2 separate regions of the Homo sapiens genome follow, and region 2 is linked to region 1. Evidence: chromatin contacts called from ENCODE Hi-C or POLR2A ChIA-PET data. All regions are on one chromosome and are shown on one strand. The core of a region is the stretch at or near the end of the contact, and the rest is flanking DNA. Distances in the headings are between cores, read along the strand shown. Region 1 holds the start of POC1A (POC1 centriolar protein A). Region 2 has its middle 29 kb from the start of RPL29.

Region 1 (7,698 bases), core at 3,129-5,628:
AAGACATTGGAGAGGCAGGGGGAGCAACTGGCCCAGCTCCATCTTCCCTGGCATCCACAAACAGACCGTGAGAAGTCTCCCATGGAGCAGAGCACATCTCGAGGTATGGTCTGGAGGTGGAGAGCCTGTGGCCCAGAGTTCTCCAAGGAGCACACCCACATGGGAATAAGACCGAGGCCCTTCCCATGCTAGCCTTGGACTGCAATCCAGAGCTCTGGGAAAACTCATTCCCATGGGGCCCAGGGTCTCCCCCCAGACACATCCTGAGGGCACCAGAGAGCAAGTCCTCCCCAGCTGGGAAGCCAGCCCCTCCCATTGAGAGGGCCCAACTCAGTATGAAGCCTAAAGGAGGTCCCCAAAACTGATCAAAAATCACTTCAGTTCCCTCTTAACCTTTACACATCAGAGGGTCTTGATGACAGGATGAAGGGGCAAGCCTCCTCTGCAGGAACCAGAAAGCGCAGTCATAAAAGCTGTGTACGAAACCTCATGCAACCAAGGAAGGGGGACAGTCAGCTGCAGCATAAGAGCAGTGGGGTCGAGGGGGGTGCCCATCTCTGCTCAACAGCCTTCTCACTGACAAGGCTCTTCAACAAGGTGTGCCTTATTACTGTGGGCAACAGAATCAGTAAAGCTTCAAGGAAAAGGAGTCACTGTTTAGGGCCCACACCAAAAGACAGACCCAAAAGGTGGCTAGGGTGTGCAGAAAAGACCCAGATCCCAGTCCCACCCTCAAAAGCTCTGTGGCCTTAGCAAGGCCCCTAACCTCTCTGACCCTCAGGCTCTGCATGTAAAATGAAGCTCATGAAGCCCAGTGCCCAAAGAGCTGGCAAGCAGAAGCAAGACTAGAAGCAGGTCTAGACAAAGCTGTGCAGTCCTTGTGCTCTGCTTCCCACCCACCACCCCTCCGAGGTAAAAACTTGGCCTGTTCAGCTCATAACCTAGCACCTAGACAGGGTGCCTCTTCTTACCCAGCTGCTTTGTGTTGATACTGAAGTCCACACAGGTAACTGCATCTCGGTGGCCCTTAAAATGCCTTTCCAGCGAGGGGTCCTCCTGAGAGAGAGCCAGGGTCAAATGTGTGAAGCCTGGGTGAGGAAGGGGCTTCCCCAGGGCCAGCACTCTTCCTACAACAGCCGGGGGAGTAGGGTTAAAAATGCTCAAGGCATGATCTTATATAAAGAAAATCCTAAGGAATCCACTTAGGATTAGTTTTTACTAGGAATAGTTTTTACTATTTGAATTAATACATCAACTGTGGAAATGCTTCAACAAAAACAAAAAACAAATGAGTTCAGCAAAGTTGCAAGATACAAAATCAAGACACAAAAATCAATTGTCTTTCTGTACACTAGCAATGAATAATCCAAAAAATAAAACTATTTATGATACATAAAAAAAATAGCAATATTTTAAATTAGCCGGGCATGGTGGCAGGCGCCTATAATCCCAGTTACTCAGGAGGCTGACGCAGGAGAATGGTGTGAACCCAGGAGGCGGAGCTTGCAGTGAGCAGAGATTGTGCCACTGCACTCCAGCCTGGGTGACAGAGCGAGACTCCGTCTCAAAAAAAAAAAAAAAAAAAGGAATAATTTAACAAAAGAAGTGCAGGACTTGTACAGTAAAGACGACAAAACATCACTAAGAGAAATGAAAGAAGACTTAAAAAATGGAAAGACATTCCACATTCATGAACAGGAAGACTTACTATTGTTAAGATACAATACTACGATACTCCTCAGATTGATCTACCGATTCCACATAATTCCTATCAAAATCCCAGGTGTCTTTTTTGCAGAAACTGACAAGCTGCTCCCAAGATTCACATGAAAATGCAAGACACCCAGAAAAAAAAAAAAATCTTTAAAAACAAACAAACAAACGAACAAACAAAAAACACAGATACTATAGAAAGTAATTTGGCAGTTCCTCAAAAAGTTAAACATAGGTCAGGTGAAGTGGCTCACACCTGTAATCCCCACATTTTGGGAGGCTGAGGCAGGAGGATCACTTTAAGCCAGGGGTTCAAGACCAACCTGGGCAACACAGCAAGACCCTGACCCTACAAAAAAATTAAAGAATTAGCCACACGTAGTGGCTCATGCCTGTATTCTCAGCTACTCAGGAGGGTGAGGTGGGAGGACTGCTTGAGCACAGGAGTTCAAGGTTGCAGTGAGCTGTGATCACATCACTGCACTCCAGCCTGGGCAACAGAGCAAGACCCTGACTAAAAAAAAGTAGTTAGCCGGGCACAGTGGCTCACGCCTGTAATCCCAGCACTTTAGGAGGCCAAGGCGGGCAGATTACCTGAGGTCAAGAGTTCAAGATCAGCCTGGCCAACATGGTGAAAACCCCTCTCTACTAAAAATACAAAAATTAGCTAGGCGTGGTGGTGGGCGCCTATAGTCCCAGCTATTTGGGAGGCTAAGGCAGGAGAATCGCTTGAACCCAGGAGGAGGAGGTTGTAGTGAGCCGAGATTGCACCAGTGCACTCCAGCCTGGACGACAGAGTGAGACTCCTAATCAAAAAATAAATAAATAAAATAAATATAAATAAATAAAATAAAAAATAAAGTAGTTAAACGTGGTTAGCAAATGACCCAGCAATTCTAGGTAAATACCCCAAAGAGTTGAAAACATGGTTTACACAAAAACTTGTACACAAATGTTCAGAGCAGCATTTTCCTTAATAGCCAACAAGTGATTGAACCCAAATGATCCATCAACACATGACTGAATAAACCAAATGTAGCATATTCATACAACAGAATATTATTCAGCCATAAAACCGACTGAAGTGCTGATGCTTGCTGCAACATGGATGAACCTTGAAAACATGCTAAGTGAAAGAAGTCAAACACCAAAGGCCACATTTTGTCTGATTCCATTCATATGAAAAGTTCAGAATAGTCAAATCTATAGAGACAGAAAGTATTAATATATTAGTTTGCCAAGGGTTGGGAGAAAATGGGGAAAGAGAAGAAATGGTATGACTGTTATTGAGTATGGAGTTTCTTTTTGGGATGATGAAAATATTCTGGAATTAGTGATTACAGTTGCACAACACTGTGAATGTACTAAAAACTACTGAAATGTACACTTTAAAAGGTGAATTCTGTGGTGTATGAATAACTTAATAAAGTTAAAACACCAGAGAGAATACTCCGGAGACTCTCTCCATCCAATAGCAGCTTGTGTCTTAACACTTGAAGGGTTATAATTCAGCCATCCAAACATCTCCCCCTACTCTAAGTATCAGAAACCTCAAAGAAGCATTTTGGGTGCTCCAGGAAGCCCAAAGGCTCCTCCTGGGAAAGGATGTCCTTGGGGCACAGCAAAGCCACTGCCACCCTACAGAGCAGTAACCAGAACAAAGGCCCTATGGCCTTGTGCCCAGCTCCACCCCTAACGCACCTGTCAGAGTCTCCTTTCAACAACAGAGGGAGGAGCAGCTGGGGGAGGGTCCCCAACAGAGCCTTCTGCTCTCACCTAAGCTTCTTGAAAGAACATGCGTAAGAGAGTGTCCGCCCCTAGGCTCAGTGGGCAGAGGCAAGTTCAGGTCCACCCCTGACCAGTAGGTCCCATGGTATCTCTCAACACCGCCTCCCCTCTGTAGTTCCCTGCATGTGGGCCTCATCTCCCTCAACAGTGGTTTATACATGAGGGGACAGGAAGGGAGGTAGAGTACCAGATTAGGAGTCAAAAGGTCTGTATCCTAGCCTGGAATCTCCGTCCATGTCCTCAAGTGCCTCAGGGCATCACAGGCTACCACCCAGCCTCCCTGACTCTCCAATCAGCCAGAGGGCCTTGCCCGTTCAAAGGAATCTCTCGAAATGAGGACTTCTGGAGGAATGTGAACTCAGAGAGGGCGGCTCCGCCCCGCTCACACTGCAGGCCCGGGCATCCCAGCGTCCTGCTGTACCTACCTGCTGGAGCAGGGTGTACCCTCAACAAGACCCCACGCAGCCACCCACTGCTAAGGACGTGGAGAATGGCTAGAGAGGCCCGATACCGGCCCCAGGTCACACATGAGTCGGGACTTGGTCGTGTGTCCCTCGCTAGGATGCAAACTATGGAGGCAGAGGCCTGTTTGTTCGCTCCAGAAACCCAGCGCAGGGCCTGGCACGCAGGAGGCGCTCAGAAAGTGCCCGACCCAGCGCCCCCTGCGCAGACAGTAAACTGGACCTGAAGAGGACCACCCTGGAACCTGGCGCCCCGCCCGCCCCTCGCAGCCATCGCTCTGGCCATTAGGCGCCCAGTGTCCCAGCGGGGAGACTGAGGCCTGGGGAGTTGCTCTCGGCTGGGCTTACCGCGCAGGGCGCAGCCATGGCGGGGCTGGCGGCGCCGAAGGCAGCTGCGGTGGCCGTTGCGGCCCGTTCAGTTTCCGCGCCCCCAACGGCCACCAATAGCAACGCGGGCCGCGTCGGCACGCCCCGCCCACCGCAATTAAAGGAGAAGCGCCTCAGCTTTTTGCCCGACGACTGGAAGCAGAGCTGTATGACCGGCGGCCGGCGCCACGGTCTCCGTGCCCAGTTCCCCAAGCCCAGACAACCCACAGACAGCGCAGCCAAAAGCCTCTGTCCGCCGCCACTCGTTCCGCCTGAGAAATTAAAAGACCCAGGATGAAGGGTTCACCCCACCAGCCCGTCGTCCGGCTACTCTAACGGCGAGCGCAGCCTCCTGGGAAATGCAGTTCCAAGCCGCCCACGCCCCTATGTCTGGAGGAAGGTGGAGCTACACTTCCCAACATGAGATTGCACCATTGCATTCCAGCCTGGGCAACAAGAGGGCGGGCCGGGTTTTACCACCCGAAGCGACGGCCTTAAGGATCCCGGAAGCGGAGGACACGTGGGTTGCTGTAACCAGATTGCGTTAAAGCACCCGCGCGCGCCGGCGCAGCCAGATTTTCCCCGCAGGAACCTATTGAGAGCTGAGTATTCGCCCCTCGGGAACTCTCAGTGGTTCGCCGTCCGAACGTTCTTAAGACAAGTGTCGATTTAAAATAACATGAGTTACTCGGAATCACAATCATGGAGTGGAGAGATCAAGGTTCGATTCTCAGTTCTCGCCCTGATTGGCTGTGTGATCTCAGGAAAAACGCCTCTGCTCTGTGCCCCGGTTTCCCCATTTGTAACACGAGGGAGTGTGGTGCAGCCCGGCCCTGTCAGGATCCTTAAGGCCTCAGAAGCTGTTAGAAACCCAGTCTTTAAAAGAAGGAGAGGCCGGGCTCAGTGGCTCACGCCTGTAATCTCAGCACTTTGCCACTTTGGGAGGCCGAGGTGGGTGGATCACCTGAGGTCAGGAGTATGAGACCAGCCTGGCCAACATGGTGAAACCCCATGTCTACTAAAAATACAAAAATTAGCCGGGCGTGGTGGCACGCGCCTGTAAACCCAGCTACTCGGGAGGCTGAGGGAGGAGAATTGTTCGAACTCCGGAGGCAGAGATTGCAGTGAGCCTAGATGTTGCCGCTGCACTCCAGCCTGGGCAACAGAGGGAGACTCCGTCTCAAAAAATATATATATATATAAAATAAAATTTGAAGGCCACCAGCAACCATCTGAATAGACTCCCTGCTTGGCCAGGGCACTCAAATTTAACCTGAAAGAGTGGTTCAGGCCATGATGGGAAGTGGGGGTTGGACATGCCTCATTATACCCTCCAGCATTAACATCAACAAAAACCTTAAGTCTGATAAGAAACATTTACGATCTATTTTCTCTGAAACCTGCTACCTGGAGGCTTCATCTGCATGGTAAAACCTTGGTCTCCATAACCCCTTATCTTAACCGAGATATCCCTTTCTACTGATAATAATTATTTCAACCAATTGCCAATCAGAATATGTTTAAATCTACCAATGACCTGGAAGTTTCCCACTTCGAGTTGTCTTGTCCTTCCAGATCAAACCAATGTAAATCTTACATGTATTGATTGATGTATTTTGTCTCCCTAAAATGTATAAAACCATGCTGTGCCCAGGCCACTTGGGCACATGTTGTCAGGACCTCCTGAGGCTGTGTCATGGGTGTGTCCTTAACCTTAGCAAAATAAATTTTCTAAGTTGACTGAGACCTGTCTCAGGTATTTCGGGTTGACAGTTTGGCAACCACGAAAGGATTCTGAGTGGAGGTGCCCCTGACCTTTGACAGATCTCCTATCGGTGCTTGGTACCAGCTTGAGCTATCTTTATGGCTCAAATCTACAGGACAATTTGCTAAGGCCTGGGAGCCCCCCTCCACAAAATTCCTGATCTTCCCAAATTTGGTTAACATCTAAAGTTTATTTTACTGTACAACTCCTTTTTCTGGAGTTTTACTTGTTTCCAACAAGGAAGGCAGGTTTTCCTGCTTCCCTGACGATGGAAGGCAGGTAACTCCTTTCTGGAGTTTGAGCTCGCTTCCAACAGAGAAGGAAAGTTTGAGTTTTCCCTACTTCTGGGATGGTAGAGAGCAGTCTTTAGCCTAAGACCTGTTCTTAGGTAAGTAGCCGAATTGGGGATTTTCTTGGCTGAAGTTAAGGTTAACAACCAGCTGGTCTTAATTTTCCTTACCATTAGAGTGCTCAGTAATCATATAAATTGTACGATCAAGCCCGGCATGGTGGCTCACGCCTGTAATCCCAGCACTTTGGGAAGCCAAGGCGGGTGGATCACGAGGTCAGGACATCGCAGACCATCCTGGCTAACACGGTGAAACCCCGTCTCTACTAAAAATACAAAAAATTACAGGGCGTGGTGGCTGGCGCCTGTAGTCCCAGCTACTCGGGAGGCTGAGGCAGGAGAATGGCATGAACCCGGGAGGCGGAGCTTGCAGTGAGCCTAGATCAAGCCCCTGCACTCCAGCCTGGGCGACAGGGCGAGACTCCGTCTCAAAAAAAAATAAAATAAATAAAATAAATAAACAAATTGTGCGATCACTTTTTTTTTTTTTGCTTAACTGTTTTTTGTTGTTGTTTGTTTCTGTTTTTGTTGTTTCATTCTTTTTCCCATTGAGGTTGATGAATTATATCTGACTTGATCAAATCTGAAGGAAAGTTCCAAAGTTTGGGGAACAAGGCCTCTGAATTGGCTAAATTCCCACAACAGAAAAAGAAAAAAGCCTGGGCAAGGTGGCTCACGCCTGTAATTCCAACACTTTGGGAGGCCGAGTTGGGTGGATCACCTGAGGTCAGAAGTTCGAGACCAGCCTGGCCAACATGGTGAAACCCCATCTCTACTAAAAATACAAAATTAGCTGGGCATGGTGGTGGGCATCTGTAATCCCAGCTACTCAGGAGGCTGAGGCAGGAGAATCACTCAGAACCCGGGAGGCAGAGGTTGCAGTGAGCCGAGATCGCACTCCAGCCTGGGCGACGCAGCGAGATTCCGTCTCAAAAAAAAAAAAGAGAGAGAAAAACAGCCAGCAAAAAGAAAAAAATAAGGAGAGATTTTTTATTTTGATTACCTAAGGGGCTTTATTTACATAACAAGGCCACCTTTTTGCTAACCAAGCCAAACTGAAAGAGGAATGCTGTTGCCCCAAACTGCAGTTCCATAGCTAAGGTTCTGCCCACTTTTTTTCACCAGGACAGCCTGGGTTTGGTTCCTAAATCAAGCCCTTTTTGGTTTGATATTTGTGTTACTTTTGAAATATCAGTTATTTGTTCTAGCTAAAATATGGTAATGATATTTAAAAGGTTTTTTTTAAAGGCGCTTAA
Region 2 (6,612 bases), core at 2,624-5,123, 130 kb before region 1:
TTTTATCTTTGTCCCTTGGTTTCAGACTCAGACCCGGCTGTGTCTCTGGTTCAGTCTCCATTCTGCCTCTCTGCCTCTGCAGTTGGACTGGTGACTCCCTGTCCCCTCTCTAGCTCTGCTTGGCTCTCTCTTGTCCTGTCTCTGATTATCTCCACCTCTTTGTCATTGTGACTCTGGAACCCTCCCTGCCTGGCCAGGATGCCTGCTCAGACATCTGCTCCAACTGCCACGCACTGGGCCCCATGAAGAGCTTAGGGGACTTGTAGTCTCAGCTCTGGCCCAGTGCCAGGGGAGCTCCTGTGATTCCCAGGAGGCAAGCGAGGGAGAGACGAGACAGAGGGCCGCGTGCCTGCTCTGCTTGTCCCTTGGGGAGCCTAATGATGCTGGGCCTCCCCTTGGTCAGGCCATTGGCCATGCCCCCCCACCCTGGCTCCCAACTCCCAGCACCACATGGCTCATGGTCACCCCCAACGCCCCCACTATGGCTGTGTGACCCTGGATGAGTTTCTGAGCCTCAGTTTCCTCTTCGACAGAGTGGAACCAATTCCAAGGCCAGCTTCAGCAGGCATCAGAAGGTTAAATGTCAATGCACATGGCAGGCATCTGGCACTGTGCCCAGCATGCTGTGGCGCTCAGTAGAGTCCCCGTTACCATCACTGTGGCGGTTATTCTTCAGGATCCCCAGAGCCATGGCCAGTCGGATGGGGGCTGGGTGGAGCCTCTGCTGCTTGTCCCCATGTGCACCCTGCGTCCCACGCCCGTCCTTCCTCTGCTGGGCAGTAGACGCCCCCACAACCTGGGACCTGCCTGTCTTCGGAGCCAGTCTGAATTGTACACAGTGATGCTCACCCAATTAATTTTCACTGGCTTGGGGATATATTTTTTTTAAGAAGACATTTTTCCAGGGGGAAAAACACGCAGGAGCTATAATTAGTTGGGAAGAGGAAAGAAGAGCGGAGTGTGTGAATCACCAGCCCCAGTGACAGACTGTTGGAGCCGAGCAGAAGTTTCAAGAGAAGCCACTGGGTTGTGGGTGAGTTGGGGTGGTGTGTCGTGGGGATGGCGCGCTGCCGCAGGCAGGCTGGGGTCCTGGAACACCAGGTCCAGGGATGGGCACCTTCACCCCTCACCCTGAAGAGTCTTTTGCCCCGCCTCTCCCCAGACCCTGTCACCCGACACCCTATCCCAGCGTTCAGCTTCCCTGCAGCTCCTGTCTGCCCTGACTGACCCCAGGACCTCTCCCCTCCCCAGTCCTTGCTGACACAAGCCTGAGCAGAGAGACTAGCACTCAAATGAGGAGAGAGAAACTGTAGAGGATTTGAGCTCCAGGGTTTGGAGACTGTCCAGTCCAACTCCTTATTCATTCATTCATTCATTCATTCATTCATGCATGCATGCATTCATTCACTTAGTCATCAAATACTGAACTACTGCTCTGTGCCTAGCCCACAGACAAGCAAACTGAGGCCCAGGGAAGTGCCAGGCCTTGCCCAAGGCCATACATCTGTGAGTGGTGCAGCCTCTCTGCCTGTCCGTCATCACTAGCTCTGCTGAGCCAGGCCCTGGCCAGGGCTCTGACCACCAAGGTGACCACAACTGGAACCCACTCTCACAGAGCCCCTATCCCAATGGGGAAGCAACCAGGTACCTGTTAGACAAGGAGCCTGGAGGTAGTTCCTGACCAGCCTGGTGGACATGGAGGACTTCCCAGGGGAGGAGGAAAAGCAGCATGACAGCGGCCATCATGCTGGGAAGGACCTTAAATGACTCAGTGTGCCTAAGCTCGGGGAGTGGCAGGAATTGGGGTCAGGGTTGCTAGAGAGTGAGGCTTCTTGGACCAGGTCATTACAATGCCCATTTTGCCCACATTTCTCCTGAGCTCCTGCCTGAATGGGCATGACCTGCTGGCCAGGGGCACCCTGGGGCAATGCTCACCATGTGGACTTGGTCCTTGGAGACCCTCCACTAGTTCTTCCTGATGCCGGGAGCACCAGTCAGTCAGTGGACCGGACAGTCAGTGACCAAGGAGTGTGGCCCTGGGTTTCTCCCTCCCTCCTTCTCCCCTGGCTGAGGACCGGCTGCCTGACTCTCTAGGGGCCCCAGCTCAGGCCTCAGGAGGGAGCACACTGGAGCAGTGTGGCCTGGAACTGAGAGCAGAGGCCCCAGGTCCCCAGGGAGGGGATGCTTCCTCCCCTGGGAGAGCGTGGCATCATTCGGCACACAGAGAGCTCCCTTCTAACCCCAGACCAAATTAGCCTTCCAAATTATAGGCTGCGTTTCCTCTAAATTGGAGACTGGGTGGGAGAACAGAGGCCCGGCTCTCCTTCCTGCTTCCTGTTCACAGAGGGCCCTCAGTTGGTCTAGTCCCAGATCACAGGACCACATTCAGAAAGAATTCAGGACACACACACCCTCCTGCCCCTCAGTTCAGGGATCCCCAGGTCCCAGACCAGCATCCAGGGCTCAGGGGAAGCCTGTACCCTTCTGGGGTTTGACAACGAACTTAGAGCCAGCATGGTTCAGATAAGGCCAACCCAGAGTTCTGAGGTCATTTTCCGGGGGGAAGTCATTCATTCAAAAAACACTTTCTGGGTACATTCTCTGTGCCAGGTACAGGACAGAATGAGAAGGTGCACAGGTGGCTGTGGGAATGCCTGGTGAGGTTAGGGAGGGCTTCCTGGAGGAAGAGGCATATAAACTGAGACCCCAAAAAATGAATGTGCTCTTGGTGAGGGGAAGAGAGGGGAAGACAATTATAGGAGGAAGGAGCATTGAACGAAAATCCCAGGAGCAGAGAGTGAGGGAGTGGGCATCAAGAAGTGGGTGGAAACATTGGTTTGTCCAGATTAGGGGGTGGGGAGGAGTGTCAGTCAGCCACATTGGGAGGATTGCATTTCATCAGGGAGGAGGCCTTTGAGCAGGGGTGAGGGGGTGGGGGGTGCTGTGCAGAAGCAGGGCTGGACCCATTGCCTGACCCAAACAGAGGGCTCCTTGGGATCTCTCACACTGGCCTCCCTTAGGCCCCTTCCACATGGCCTCAGGCCTTTGGAGAAATAATTAAATTTACTTCAAGGAAAACATGGGACACGGGTTTTATTTCACGTGACCTGAAATGAAGGTGGCTTCCTATGTTTTTGCTAATTGACTTGGGACTTTTTGTGGTTTTCTTTTAGAAGAAAATTATTCTAGATGTTGAGAATAAGTGCAATTATTGTTTGGTGCTGCATGCAGAAATAAAAGGAAAACACCTCCCTGAGCTCACCCACCCCTGTGTTACAGAAGAGACAAGTGAGGTGGGGAGGGGAGGCCCCATAGCCGTGGCAGCCACAGTGATTGCTCCGGGGCAGGAGAGGGATGGCTTTCAGGGCTCAAATAGGACAGAGGATGCTTAGTGGGGAATATTCCTAACGGGGTGGAAGAGAGGAACTGGGAGATCCTCCAGCTCCTGATCTCACTTGCATACCTCTCCAGACACAGAGCTCACTGCTTACCAACTGCCTGGTAAATTTGCCCAGCTGCAGCTGTTGGACAGTCCTTCTTGAGTGAGGTGCTTCTCCCCTCAAACTCCCAGCCAAGGTTTTCTGCATCCTAACCTCTACCCACCCTCTGCCCCCAACTTTTCATCTTTCCCGCCTCGGCCTGAATGGAGTCTGGGGTCAGGGTGGACTCCGTGGGTAGGGCCCTGGGCTTCTGCAGGCTGCATAACACTAGCTGCCCATCTGATCTGTCCTGGGAATATGGCCCCAGATGGCTGAGGTGGGTTCCAGGCTAGAGCCTCCCCAGCTGGCTGCCAACATGTGCGCGTGAGGAGAGGCACACAGTCTGTTTCCTGGATGCCTGGCCTGTCAGCCTGCACATCCTGCCTGGACTGACCAGGTTGAGGACACAAGCCAGCGGGTAGAGGCAGGGCCAGACAATTTCATGGGCATTGACAGACAAGTGGAGCACCCCATTAGTGACCTCCCTCACTCAGCACACATCTGTTCGGCCCCTGCCACGTGTCTGGCCCTGTGATGGACACTAGGCCCTCAGAAATGAATTAGCCATGAACCCACACCCTGCCCTCCTAGACCAGGAGCCCTGGGTCTAGACAGGCATGGGGAGACCACAGGGAACAGTACAAAACCTGCAGCCCTGGCCACACCAGCAAAATCAACTCCAGACTTTTGGGAGTAAAATCCTACCGAAGCCACCTTCCACCCAGCAGCCAGAGAAGGACCTCTCAAAATCACCCCTGACCTCCTGCTCCTTCTGCATGGCCTGTCACGGCTCCCCAGTGCTGGACCTATGAGGCCCTGTGTGCCCCTGATCCCACCCACACTCCAGCCTCCTCCCTGGAACTCGACTCCCTCCCTCCACTCCAGCTGCCCCAAATGCTCTCGGGTTTTCATGGTCCCTCTAGCCATCTGGCCCTTGCCCAGGTTTTTCTCTCTGCCTGGAATATGTTCTCTGTCCTTTTCACCTGCTAACTCCTACTTACTCTTCAGATCCCAGCCCTCTCCCAGGGCAGCTTGCTCAGCCCCCAGACTATGACAGCTGTCATGGCATCTGCTCCTGTAGCCCCTTGCTCTGCTCCTCATGGAATCTGCAGTGAGAACCTTAACTGTATGCTTATTCGATTGGTGTCTGCACCCACTACAAAAAGCAGGCTGTGTTCTCTTGGTCACTGCTCTATCCCATCACCTCACCCCCTGGATGAGCCCTGGAGCAGATGCTTAATCAATATATGTTCAAGCCAGGCACGGTGACTCACACCTGTAATCCCAGCACTTTGGGAGGCTGAGGTGGGTGGATCACCTGACGTCAGGATTTCGAGACCAGCCTGGCCAACGTGGTGAAACCCTGTCTCTACCAAACTCACAAAAAGTAGTCGGGCATGGTGGTGCGCACCTGTAATCCCGGCTTCTTGGGAGAATGAGGTGGGAGAGTGACTTGAACCCCAGAGGCGGAAGCTGCAGTGAGTTGAGATGCACTACTGCACTCCAGCTTGGGCGACAGAGTGAGACTCCATTTCAAAAAAAAAAAAAAAAAAAAAAATATATATATATATATATATATATATATATATATATATATATATATATGTGTGTGTGTGTGTCCAGTGTGGAGTAAATAAATATAAAAACCTATCTAGTATCAACTGAAATGTTTCCATTCCATTGTTGTAGTTAACATCATGAATGGACTTCCTAAGCTGATTACCCCACTGTGGGAACCAAATTGGATTCCTACTTTGTTGGAGTCTCTTTCCAGATTTTAACAATTTACCATCCCATTCTCTGCCCTGTGATTTTTTAAAAGCTTATTCAATGTTCTGCAGCATTGTGATTGTATGCTGGCTACACTGCTTTTAGAATGCTCTTTCTCATGAAGCAAGGAAATAAATTTGTTTGAAATGACAAAAATAAATAAATAAATAAATATAAAAACCAGTGTTTCCGCTAGTAGAAATTTAAGGTCAGGATATCAGGCCAATAGCATTGAAAATGCACGTCGAGGCTGGGTACGGTGGCTCATGCCTGTAATCCCAGCACTTTGGGAGGCCGAGGCGGGTGGAATGCCTGAGCTCAGGAGTTCGAGACCATCCTGGGCAACATGGTGAAATCCTGTCTCTACTAAAATACAAAAAATTAGCCGGGCGTGGCGGCGTGCACCTGTAGTCCCAGCTACTCAGGAGGCTGAGGCAGGAGAATTGCTTGAACCCAGGAGGCGGAGATTGCAGTGAGCCAAGATGGCACCACTGCACTCCAGCCTGGGTGACAGAGTGGGACTCCATTTCCAAAAAAAAAAAAAGAAAGAAAGAAAATGCACGTCCATACCCTCATGCTGAGGATGTCACAAAGATGGCTACTCTCAATCATAAAATGTAACCATCCCTGAGCCAGCCCCAATGTCACTGGCAGTGGCTGGTTCCCAGGCAGCCGGGAAGCTAACCACAGCAGTAGTAACACTGACCATGTGTTGGGAGCCACCTGGGCGCCGAACGAGTGAGGAAATTTTTTCAATGAAACACATTCGAATGTAAGAATTTAAATGTGTTTGAAAGTATCAAAGCAGGTGTAGCCAAGGTTCACTCATTGACAGCCATTTCTCTTTCTTTCTTTCTCTCTTTCTTTCTCCCTCTCTCTCTCTCTCTCTTTCTCTCTCTCTCTCTCTCTCTCTCTTTCTCTCTCTTTCTTTCTTTCTTTCTCTTTCTTTCTTTCTTTCTTTCTTTCTTTCTCTCTCTCTCTCTCTCTCTCTTTCTTTCTTTCTTTCTTTCTTTTCTTTTTTGAGATGGAGTCTCGCTCTGTCGCCCAGGCTGGAGTGCAGTGGTGTGATCGCAGCTCACTGCAAGCTCCGCCTCCCGGGTTCATGCCATTCTCCTGCCTCAGCCTCCCGAGTATCTGGCACTACAGGGGCCAGCCACCACACCCAGCTAATTTTTTGTATTTTTAGTAGAGATGGGGTTTCACCATGTTAGTTAGCCAGGACGGTCTCGATCTCCTGACCTCGTGATCTGCCTGCCTCGGCCTCCCAAAGTGCTGGGATTACAGGCGTGAGCCACCGCGCCCAGGCATCGACAGCCATTTCTTCAGTGCCAACTCTGTGCCGGGGTGGCACTGAGGTTGTGGA

The links. A loop is a pair of places that touch in the nucleus more often than their neighbours do. ChIA-PET counts read pairs that join two places held with the same protein, here RNA polymerase II (POLR2A). Pooled maps may share reads with other maps.
Region 2: a loop to region 1 is called in a pooled map, with 3 times the contacts of the local background. The contact joins the enhancer-like site here to the promoter of POC1A in region 1. A Hi-C loop is called at or near these places in 1 of 37 single-sample maps with no recorded cell type and 3 of 50 pooled maps. POLR2A ChIA-PET finds 5 or more read pairs at or near these places in 6 of 52 experiments (AG04450, GM10248, H1 and 3 more).

Annotation. Positions count from the first base shown.
Region 1 is chr3:52,150,045-52,157,742 of GRCh38, forward strand. It overlaps POC1A (POC1 centriolar protein A), which reads right to left and starts at 4,379. Exons shown (of 11, transcript NM_015426.5): 1 at 4,311-4,379; 2 at 972-1,056. The coding sequence starts at 4,328. RefSeq lists enhancers at 3,772-4,749, 4,750-5,726.
Region 2 is chr3:52,021,818-52,028,429 of GRCh38, forward strand. No RefSeq gene overlaps it. Among named protein-coding and RNA genes, the nearest start is that of RPL29, 29 kb to the left of the region's middle. RefSeq lists an enhancer at 2,113-2,492. Within about 2 kb of position 3,874, at least 5 of the 41 ENCODE cell types and tissues checked have a DNase peak (open chromatin) inside an H3K27ac peak, as active enhancers do.